Regions from separate parts of the Homo sapiens genome. Here region 1 is linked to region 2. A link is a loop called in an ENCODE intact Hi-C map of the cell type or tissue named here. Cell type or tissue: sigmoid colon. All regions are shown on one strand. Each heading gives the region's core, and the rest is flanking DNA. Links, peaks and the distances in the headings are about the cores only.

Region 1 (5,385 bases), core at 143-5,142, 330 kb before region 2:
GGGAAGTTAATTCTACTGATACAACCCATTAGATCTGGCATTTTGAGTAGTTAAGCATGCTTCAAGGCCAAGCTGTGTAGGCAGTGATGGTTTAACAAGATTTTAGCTAAGAAAGAAACTGCAGTGAGGATGTCTTGCATAGACACGCAACGCTGTAATTGTGTTCCCTTTGTCTTATATAAAGCATAATCGTTGTTTTTTCTTTACCTGATTCCGTCATTGCTGTGATTCAGACAATCTCTGAGTTCGAAAAAGAGATAGAACTACTTCAGGCACAGAAGATAGATGTGGAGAAACATGTGCAGTCACAAAAACGGGAAATGAGAGGTAATAAAAATATGAGTCTCTTAGTCCATGGGTGCAGACTGAATTTATCATAGCTGTGTCGCTGCTAAGGAAACGTGTCCTTTGGTATGAATTTGGTTGGACATATGGTAGATTGCTTAGTTGATAGGTTGAATAGCTAGTTGGTTGAATACCTGGAAGATTGGTTAGTTGGTTGATTGGATAGCTGGTGAGTTATTTAGCTGGAGACTGTGAAGCTAGAAAACTGGGCCCTGGAAAGGGAATGGGAAAAGATAAATCATCCACAAATGTAATATATACAACTCTGCCTTTCCCTTTCAGAAAAGATGTCAGAGATCACCAAACAACTTCTCGAAAGCTATGACATTGAAGATGTAAGAAGCAGGTAATCATTTTTGCATTATCAAACATTTTAAGACATGTAAACATGTAAAACGTGACAGAGATGATAGATTTTCTTATCTTCCTTATTTTGCAGGCTCTCTGTGGAAGATCTGGAACATTTAAATGAGGATGGAGAACTTTGGTTTGCTTATGAAGGACTAAAGAAAGCAACACGGTTAGAAATTCTCCTCAGGGATCTTCTTTATTTTTCAGAGATAATAAATAGACTATTGGAAAGTCCAAAGTTTACCTTACATAGATTGATACACAAATTCCTTATAGTAGAATGACTGAATAACCACTAGAAATATTTCTCTGAGAAGTAAGTAAGTAGCTTATTCATGAAGAGCAATCTCTTTGTGGGATAAAATGCCTAGTAAAAAACCCCATAACCCATACAGTGAAAACTGATTATCAAATAAGTTAGTTAATGTTGCCAGAAATATGTAGATACATTTAAATTTAAGGCATGTGCTGCATTTATTTAAATTAATAAACTTTATTTTTCACAGCAGTTTTAGGTTCACATCAAAGTTGAGCAGAAATACAGAGAGTTCCCATATATCCCTGCCACCACACACACACAACCTCCCCCACTGTCAACTTCCCAAACCACAGTGATGTGTTTACTATGACTGGTGAACCAACACTGACACGCCACTGTCACCTCAAGTCTATAGTTTACATTAGAGTTCACTCTTGGTGTACATTCTGTAGGTTTTGACAAATGTATAATGACTCGTATCCACAACTGTAGTATCATACAGAACATGTTTTGTTTTGTTTTGTTTCTGAGATGGAGTCTCGCTCTGTTACCCAGGCTGGAGTGCAGTGGCAAGATCTTGGCTCACCGCAACCTCCACCTCCAGGTTTCAAGCGATTTGCGTGCCTCAGCCTCCCAAGTAGCTGGAACTACAGGCATGCGCTACCACACCTGGCTAATTTTTGTATTTTTAGTAGAGACGGGATTTCACCATGTTGTCTAGGCTGGTCTCAAACTCCTGACCTCAAGTGATCCGCCCACCTCGGCCTCCCAAAATCCTGGGATTACAGGTGTGAGCCACTGCGTCTGGCCAGTATTTTTTAAACTATTAAGAGTGTAAAAATATAATAACTTCTAAAATTTTCTTCATTGTTAACTACATATTAACCCCCACATAATGCTTCCTAACTAGCTAGAAGATTTTATAATTAGGCATTCCTGATTCTGTAGCCTGTAACCGTGAGTGCATAAGTAAACTTGATGTACTTCGTGCACGGCTCTTGTTGTGGGTCTTCATAACTGCCTCCCAGCAGTCCATAAAACAGAACAAAGGCCATGTGGTTTATTTCTTGACCCCTCCTTTAATAGTGTTTTGGAGAGCCATTTCCAGTCTCAGAAGGATTGCTATGAAAAGGAGATTGAAGCTTTGAACTTCAAAGTGGTGCATCTCAGTCAAGAAATCAACCACCTGCAGAAGTTATTCAGAGAAGAAAATGACATCAATGAAAGCATCCGTCATGAAGTTACCAGGCTAACATCAGAGAACATGGTATGGTCTCAGCCAGGGGCCCCAGTCGTGGCCATCATACTAGAGTTGTTCTTTGTCAGTGGCGTCAAATTCAGTTTCTTGGCAGTAAAAGAGTGGATATAAATTACTTTTTCCAGAAGTGAAATAACTTGGTCTGGTGATTAAACTATAAAATGACTGCAGACCAGAGAGCACTCTGATACAAGAGTGTGTGTGTTCACCACAGGATGGCTGCAGGCGCTGTGATTGTCTGTGTGTGCGCGTAAGTGTGTATGTTTTAAAGCCTGTATATTTAAATCAAGCCCTAACCCCTTGGAAAGTGACCACAAAATTGAAGGGTAGCTCTTGAGACAGGAGTGTGTCAGAAGGCCAGTCCTGCTCATGCCTGAAATCTCACCTTTTTTTTTTTTTTTTTTGAGATGAAGTCTCACTCTGTTGCCCAGGCTGGAGTGCAATGGCATGATCTCAGCTCACTGCAACCTCCGCCTCCCAGGTTCAAGCAATTCTCCTGCCTCAGCCTCCCGAGTAGCTGGGATTACAGGCGCCCACCATCACGGTCAGCTAATTTTGCATTTTTAGTAGAGACAGGGTTTCACTATGTGGGCAAGGCTAGTCTCGAACTCCTGACCTCGTGATCCGCCTGCCTCAGCCTCCCAAAGTGGCATAAGCCACCGTGCCCGGCCTTCAAATCTCACCTTTTCAAGGGCTTCCTCTTCCATGACGTGCATTCCTAGCCACTGCATTTGTCTCATTCTTTCTTCCAACTCATGCCTACTGGCCTGGAGAAATGCTTTAGGAATCTCCTCATTCAAAAAGCCATCTCTGTCTTAACCCCACACTGCTGTGGCCATCACCCATTTCTTTGGGGTCTTAGTCAGACTTACAAAGACCCTCTAGGCATACTTCCTCCGCACACCTCCCATTCACTGCCCACCACCCCATTCTGTCGTGTGTCCCCACCACTGGCTGACTCTGCCTGCACAGAGCTGAGCACTAAGGGTTCCTTTGCACCCTCATCTTACTCAGTGTCTCAGCAGCCTCTGGCGATGCTAATCTTGCCCTCTCTGCCTTGTTCTCTTGGCTTCCAGGACGCCCCGCTCTCCCAGCATTCTTGTCCCGCCTCACTGGCTGCTGCTCCCCTACTTCCTTACTACCCCCTCCTCTCCCTAAACTGAGAGTGTTAGGAAATCTCGGGGCTGTAGCAGCAGTTGAGGACCAGGGGTGGACACAGGGAACGGTAGTGGGGGACCTTTACATCTTTGTTTATTCCTTGGATGAAACTTTAATGAGGAATTTGCAGTGAGACCCAATTGCACATTCAAACAAGTACAGATGCTCCTCAGCTTACCATGGGGCTACGTCCCAATAAACCCATCGTATGCTGGAAGTATTGTATTGTAAGTTGAAAATGCATATAATACACCTGACCTACCAAGCATCGTAGCTTAGCCCAGCCTGCCTTAAACGTGCTCAGAATGCTTACATTAGCCTGTACTTGGGCAAAATCATCTAACACAAAGCCTATTTTTATAATAAAGTGTTGAATGTCTCATGTAACTTATCAAATACTATACTGAAAGTGAAACACAGAATGGTTGAATGGGTACTTGAAGTATGGTTTCTACTAAATGCATATCACTTTCACACCATCACAAACTCGAAAAATAGTAAGTTGAGCCATCGTAAATCAGGGGCTGTCTGTATTCTTCATTTAGACTTCAGAGGCCTGGATCTCAGCCACTCAGTTTTAAAATGAGCATGTTTATAAACTTGGGGAAGGAAAAAAAACCCTGTTTTAACCTAACTGGGGGTGGAGGCGATGGACATGTAAAGAAATATACAGATAGGGACAAAGGATTGAGAAACTTACCGGGTGATTCCAGACCTCCACTAACAGAGCAGTGCATGTCCTTGAATTCAAAAGTAGCAGTGGGACCCTTTGAGATGGCTTTTCCTGTTCCTAGATGAGGAGACGATGGCTCTGGGCTTGGACCAAAGACGCTGGCTGCCATTTCTTCACCTAATTCCTCCCTCAACTCAGCATAGGATTTCTATACATGTACACATCCTTCTCTCCCTGTCGTAGCTGTGTGAGAACTGCTTCCTCTGAGCATACTGGTGTTTCCTGAGACTATATAGGTTTTGAGGTTAAAAAAAAATGTTAATCCAGTCTAATGTCGTGGCTAGCTCTTTTACACAGCTATCTGTTCTGCAGGCTGAACACCAAGATAGTTCAGTTTGCTTCTAAGATTTTAAAGTTCATAGATAAAAGTATTTTATATTCTAATATTTCTAATTCTTCTCTAAAGATGATCCCAGACTTTAAACAGCAAATTTCAGAATTGGAGAAACAGAAGCAAGATCTTGAAATCCGCCTGAATGAACAAGCTGAGAAAATGAAAGGTAACTGAAACCCTCATTAACCTGCTTTTAGAAAACGGTTTCCTGTACCCCGGAAATGACATTGAAATGTCCTTGTACTCAGGGCTTTTAAACTCTGGTTCTCTAGGGGGCTGGGCAGGTAACAAATGTGAGAAGGGGGCTAGTTGAAAGATATGGGAAGGTATGTAGGACATTTAAAGGAGGTGCAGGCTGAGTGCAGTGGCTTACACCTATAATCCCAGCACTTTGGGAAGCGGTGATGGGTGGATCATTTAAGGCCAGGAGTTCGAGTTTGAGACCAGTCTGGGCAATATGATGAAACCTCATCTCTACAAAAAAAATTTTTTTTTTTTTTTTTGAGACTGAGTTTCGCCCTTGCCCAGGCTAGAATGCAATGGTGCGATTTCGGCTCACTGGAGCCTCCGCCTCCCGGGTTCAAGTGATTCTCCTGCCACAGCCTCCTGAGTATATCAAATTACAGGCACCCACCACCACACCCAGCTAATTTTTTTTTTTTTGTATTTTTAGTAGAGATGGGGTTTCGCCATGTTGGCCAGGTTGGTCTTGAGCTCCTGGCCTCAGGTGATCCACCTACCTTGGCTTCCCGATGTTCTGGGATTACAGCCGTGAGCTACTGAACCCAGCCCAAAAATTTTTTTAAAATAAGTCAGGCTTGGCAGTATGCGCCTGTAGTCCCAGCTATGTGGGAGACTGAAGTGGAAGGATTACTTGAGCCCGGGAGGTGATGGCTGAAGTGAGCCGTGGTTGTGCCACTGCATTCCAGCCTGGGTGACAGAGTGAG
Region 2 (5,385 bases), core at 229-5,228:
TTACCCCATGTCCTCCTAATTTCTTCTTTCCTTACTCCAAGGAAGAGTTGCATTGTTTAAAACTCAAAATAAGATCCCAGAAAGCCTATTCCTAGGTGTTTACTCAAGAGAATTTAAAACATGTTCACACAAAAACCTGTGTGTGAAAAGTATATAGTGGCTGTATTAATAAACATCCCAAACTGGAAGGAACCCATATGTCTTCCAACTGATGAACAGATAAACAAACTGCAGCGTATCTGACACACTCACCATGAATCAATCTCAAATGTATTATGCTAAGAAGCCAGACCCAAAAGGCTACATACTATAGGATTCAATTTATATGACATTCTGGAGAAGGCAAAATAATAGGGAAAGAAAATAGGTCAGTGGTTGTCAGGGGCTAGAGCTGGGGGTCAGAGAATGACTACAAAGGGGTATGAGAGAACTTTTGCGGTGACAGATATATTCTATATCTTGAGTGTAATGGTGGTTGTACAAAATTGTATGCACCTGTCAAAATTCATAGAACTGGACACTAAAAGGGAGAATTTTACCATATTTAAATTTTACCTCAAAAAAACAGGTTTTATTTTATTTTTTGAGATGGGACAGTGGCAGGTCTCACTATGTTGCCCAGGCTGGTCTCAAACTTTTGGGCTCAAGCCATCCTCCAGCCTCAGTCTCCCAAGTAGCTGGGATTACAGGCATGCACCACCATACCTGGCTAAGGAACCGAATTTTAAAAAAGCAAGACCCAAGAGGCTAAATGTTCTTAGAAGTGGGCAGTATTTAGAAAACCTGAGATTTATTCTGACAGTTTGTAGGGTTTACATTTTTAGATGATAAATTCTTCAAAAAGCAAGTTAGAAAATACTATACCATAATACTTCAATATCTAAAATATGAAGAAACCTATGTTAGCATACTGGTAAGAGCAAAAACTTTACGTTAAAGTAGAAAGAATTAGACTATTTTATCAACTGCCCAGCTCTCATCCTAGGTTCAACTAACTCAAAGCAATACAAAACCACTCTGATTAGCACACTTACCTTTATATTATTCAAATTAACTTCAACAAGATGAGCATCGTTTTCTTTAGTTCTCTTCAAACTCTCTTCTACATTGGTTGGATTTGGTGGCTCATCAAATACCGGAAGAATCTTTTCACCTTTGACCACATCTGCAGTGATAAATGAAAAGAGCAGGATTTGATACCATTTTTTTTTTTTTGAGACGGAGTCTCGCACTTTCGCCCAGGCCGGAGTGCAGTGGCACGATCTCGGCTCACTGCAAGCTCCGCCTCCCGGGTTCAAGCCATTCTCCTGCCTCAGCCTCCTGAGTAGCTGGGACTACAGGTGCCTGCCACCACGCCCAGCTAATTTTTTGTATTTTTAGTAGAGACGGGGTTTCACCATGTTAGCCAGGATGGTCTCTATCTCCTGACCTCGTATCAACCCGCCTCAGCCTCCCAAAGTGCTGGGATTACAGGCAGGAGCCACTGTGCTCAGCCTGGAGTTGATACTATTACAGTGCATGCAGATAATTGACTTGGTAACATCTCTTTCTCTCTCTCTCATACACGCATATTTATTCAAGGGGACAGATTTAAAAGTTCCATCCCCACAATTCCGAAAAGATCCTTTATGTGTTGACACATATTTATTTATTTAATTTTTTTTTTTTTTTTTTTTTTTTTTTTTGAGATGGAGTCTTACTCTACCACCCAGGCTGGAGTGCAGTAGCAAGATCTTGGCTCACTGCGACCTCCTCCTCCCACGTTCAAGCAACTCTCCTGCCTCAGCCTCCCAAGTAGCTGGGAATACAGGCGTGTGTCACCATGCCTGGCTAATTTTTGTATTTTTAGTAGAGATGGGTTTCGTCATGTTGGCCAGGTTGGTCTTGAACTCCTGGCCTCAAGTGCTCTGCCTGCCTTGGCCTCCCAAAGTGCTGGGATTACAGGCAGGAGCCACTGCGCTTGGCCTTGACACATATTTAAAGCACCCAAATAAAATTTTACTGAATATAAATACCAAACATATTCAACATTTAATTTGTTTGCCATGTATCAGTCTTCAAAAATGAATATTTTCATTGTCTTAGTATATTACAAGATATTTTTACCACTCAAATATATTTGATAGCACAAGTTGATGATGCCATTTGTTTTTGGCAAAATTTAAGATAAAATAATAGTATGATAAAATCTAGCATCTCATCATTTCTCTGAAATTTGACTGATAATTGGCATAAAGGCAGTAAGAATCACAGACTTAAAGAAATATAGCCTAAATGAGAAGAATAAGGTGATGGGAGGGCACATTACCTCTTCCTCCCACGAGGAGTACTCTGCAGTGGGAAAGTGGGGAGAACTTCCTGCGAGAAAGAAGGAATAGGAAAGAGGGTAGGAATAAGGAGCAGAGAGGGAGAGGAGGTAAAGGTACACAGAAGAGCTACTGAGACAGAGGCTCCAAAATTTACTGCCCTCCCTCACTCTCACTCCCTAATCTTTACCTCAGCTACCCACACAGGAATATGATGCTTCAGATGTGAACGACAGAGGACCTGAAATCCTTGAGCCCTTTAAAGAGATCACTGTGCTCTGATGCATGTGTGTGGAGGTCTACGAACACCTATAATAGGTAAACTTTTATGGATACATTTTCTGGGGAAAACATTACTTTTTTGTGGTCATTCAAGTCAAAGACCACAAAAGGCTCACAAACTAATGAATGAGCACGAAAGAGTAAGAGCAATTGACATGGAAAGACTGACCGGGTTCAAAATGGACTACTATCTGGCTTTTTTCCTTCCTGCCTTCCTCTAGATTTTAGCAGCAAAACTCATCTTGAGACAGGGTGCACTGATTATCCAATAAATTCCATCTAAGAGTATCTTGTTACTTTCAAATATCACACACACACAGCATCTTGAGAAGATCAACTTAGATGAAGGTTTGAAAATTACTTTCCCGAGGTCAGGTGAAAAATCTGAATATATTTAGTCTGGAGAAGTACCTATTAAAAGAAGTTATCCTAGCTGTTTTCAGATTTATCCTGTAGAAGTTGAGAAGAGACAAATTTAGTGCTGTTCTGAGAGGCTGCGTTAGAACAAGTATAGATTGCCAAGAAGCAGAACTTGGTTCAAGACAAGGAAAAGCTTCCTAATGGAGCTCTGCTAAACAACAGAGAGTGGGATCCCTCTCACTTAAGTTCAGCAAGGTAGTCTTCAAGATAGCTAGGGAAGAACTTCCTCATTGAATGGAAAATTGAATAGTTCTAATTTTATAAAACCAAAAGATTTCTTTCCCCATTCCACACATCCTGTGGAGTGGGGAAAGATGGAATGGGGAGAGAAATCTTAAGAGCCTTGCCCCTTAATGAAATAATGAATCCAGTCAATGGGATGCAGGAATTATTAAGCAAAAGGTTCATGGGAAACTTAAAAAGGATGGGTCAGGCTGCCTACATTTGAACCCTGTGATCAATCTCATTCCCCCAAAGAGGAAGGATTAGACTTCATAAGCTTCTTAATATGATTCAGTCACCACCCATGAAGCATTCTTGCCAAAAGGGACCTGCACCTGCATCTCATCAAGCCACTAGAACTAACAGTTTACAGAAACATAGGTGATAGAAAAACATAAAATGATACCATAAGGTTGAAATCAGCCAAATCCAGAATGTGGAAAATTCTACGAAAAATAAACCCAGTTTCTTAAAAAATAAATGGCACAGAAAAAAAAAAAAAAAAGGAAAGAGGTTGGGGAGGAGAACTGTTAAGAAATTAAGGGAGACTAAAAAGACAAACAACCAAATGCAGTGTGTAACCTTTTTTGAGCCAATCATGAAACGACATTTTGGAGAGAACAGAGGAAATCTGGACACAGACTGGGTATTACATGATATGAAGAAAATACCGTTAATTTTTAAGTTTGATGATGGCATCATGATTACATTAAAAGAAAAGCCTTTATTTGTGAGACACACATATGGAAATATTTATAGGTATGTAATACAAATGAACAGGGTTTGCTTTAAAATACGTCAAGAAAAAAAAGTAGAAGGGTTAGGAAGGGAGACAGAAGATGAATAAAACAAGGCTGGCAAATGTTAAAAACAGCGGAAACTGGGTAATGAATATATTATTCTCTCTTCTTCTATGTGTGTTTGAACATTTCTACAATAAAAACTTAAAAATGAGAAGGGGGATGGTCAAATTACAAAACATCGTAGAAAGGAATGTTATACACATGTCTGAATGATGTAGATGTATACATATTAACTAGAAAACACGGTCGACTGCTAAGTGATACACTATATAACACGGGTTAAAATCCTTACCACTGACTTTGTGTAAAATATTGAGGTTACCCAATTATTTTAAAATGTCAGCTTTCTCACATGCAAATTAAAAATAATAATATCTATTTCATAGAACTGTTGTCAGGGCTAATAAGAGTACTTCACGTCCAAGAGCTGTGCACACAACATGGCCCACAGTAAGCATTCAAAAACAGTTGGCCAGGCACAGTGGCTCATGCCTGTAATCCCAGCACTTTGGGAGGCTGAGGTGGGCAGATCACCTGAGGTCAGGAGTTCGAGACCAGCCTGGCCAACATCGCAAAACCCCATCTCTACTAAAAAAAAAAAAAAAAAAATTAGCTGGACAAGGTGGCGTGCACCTGTCAAATCCTAGATACTCAGGTGGCTAAGGCAAGAGAAGCGCTTGAACCTGAGAGGCGGAGGTTGCAGTAAGCCAAGATGGTACCACTGCACTCCAGCCTGGGTGACAGAGCAAGACTCCGTTTCCAAAAAAAAAAAAAAAATTAGCTAATAGAATTATTATTGAAAAATTAAGTTGCAATAAATATTTACAGTATAATCGATTTTTTGTAAAAAATAAGAGACTATGTATAATATGTATACATTAGTATAAACAGTGCAAAGCCTGGAAGGGTATATACAAAATTGTTAACAGGGTAGGTGGTGTTTGGGGAAGTAGAGGGCATGATGGCTGGAGACAGAGACACTTTTACCTCTTCCCATAAATACTTATGTACTGTTTAAATGTGCTACAAAGGCATGTATCACCTTGCTAATTTAAGAACACCCTATACATGAATTTATTTTTTGAGATAGGGTCTTGCACTGTTGCCCAGGCTCGAGTGCAGTAGTGTGATCACAGCTCACTGCAGCCTCAAGCTCCTGGGCTCAAGCCATCCTCCCCTCAGCCTCCCAAGTAGCTGAGACTAGAGACATGTGCCACCATGCCCAGCTAATTTTTAAAATTTTTTAGAGATGGGGGTCTACGTTTCCAATGCTGGTCCTGAACTCCTGGACTCAAGCAATCCTCCTGCCTCAGCCTCAGAAAATGAAATTACAGTCATGATCCACCACACCT

Evidence for each region. Peaks named below come from ENCODE experiments on the same cell type or tissue, not always from the same donor. Only the 100,000 strongest peaks of a DNase experiment are listed, where the experiment ranks them.
Region 1: it touches region 2 in a loop (5-fold over the local background); 18 of 110 quality-filtered maps call a loop at or near these places.

What each region holds. Positions count from the first base shown.
Region 1 is chr15:52,220,381-52,225,765 of GRCh38, reverse strand. It overlaps MYO5C (myosin VC), which reads left to right. Exons shown (of 41, transcript NM_018728.4): 26 at 234-327; 27 at 628-691; 28 at 785-865; 29 at 2,042-2,222; 30 at 4,511-4,604. LOC105370820 (a long non-coding RNA gene) reads right to left here and starts at 4,606. Exons shown (of 4, transcript XR_007064638.1): 1 at 4,072-4,606; 2 at 208-557. In sigmoid colon, for the core only: no CTCF peak of the experiment used is centred there; no DNase peak of the experiment used is centred there; H3K27ac peaks cover 1,793 bases.
Region 2 is chr15:51,889,595-51,894,979 of GRCh38, reverse strand. It overlaps TMOD3 (tropomodulin 3), which reads right to left. Exons shown (of 10, transcript NM_014547.5): 6 at 1,035-1,165. Among named protein-coding and RNA genes, the nearest start is that of TMOD3, 63 kb to the right of the region's middle. In sigmoid colon, for the core only: no CTCF peak of the experiment used is centred there; no DNase peak of the experiment used is centred there.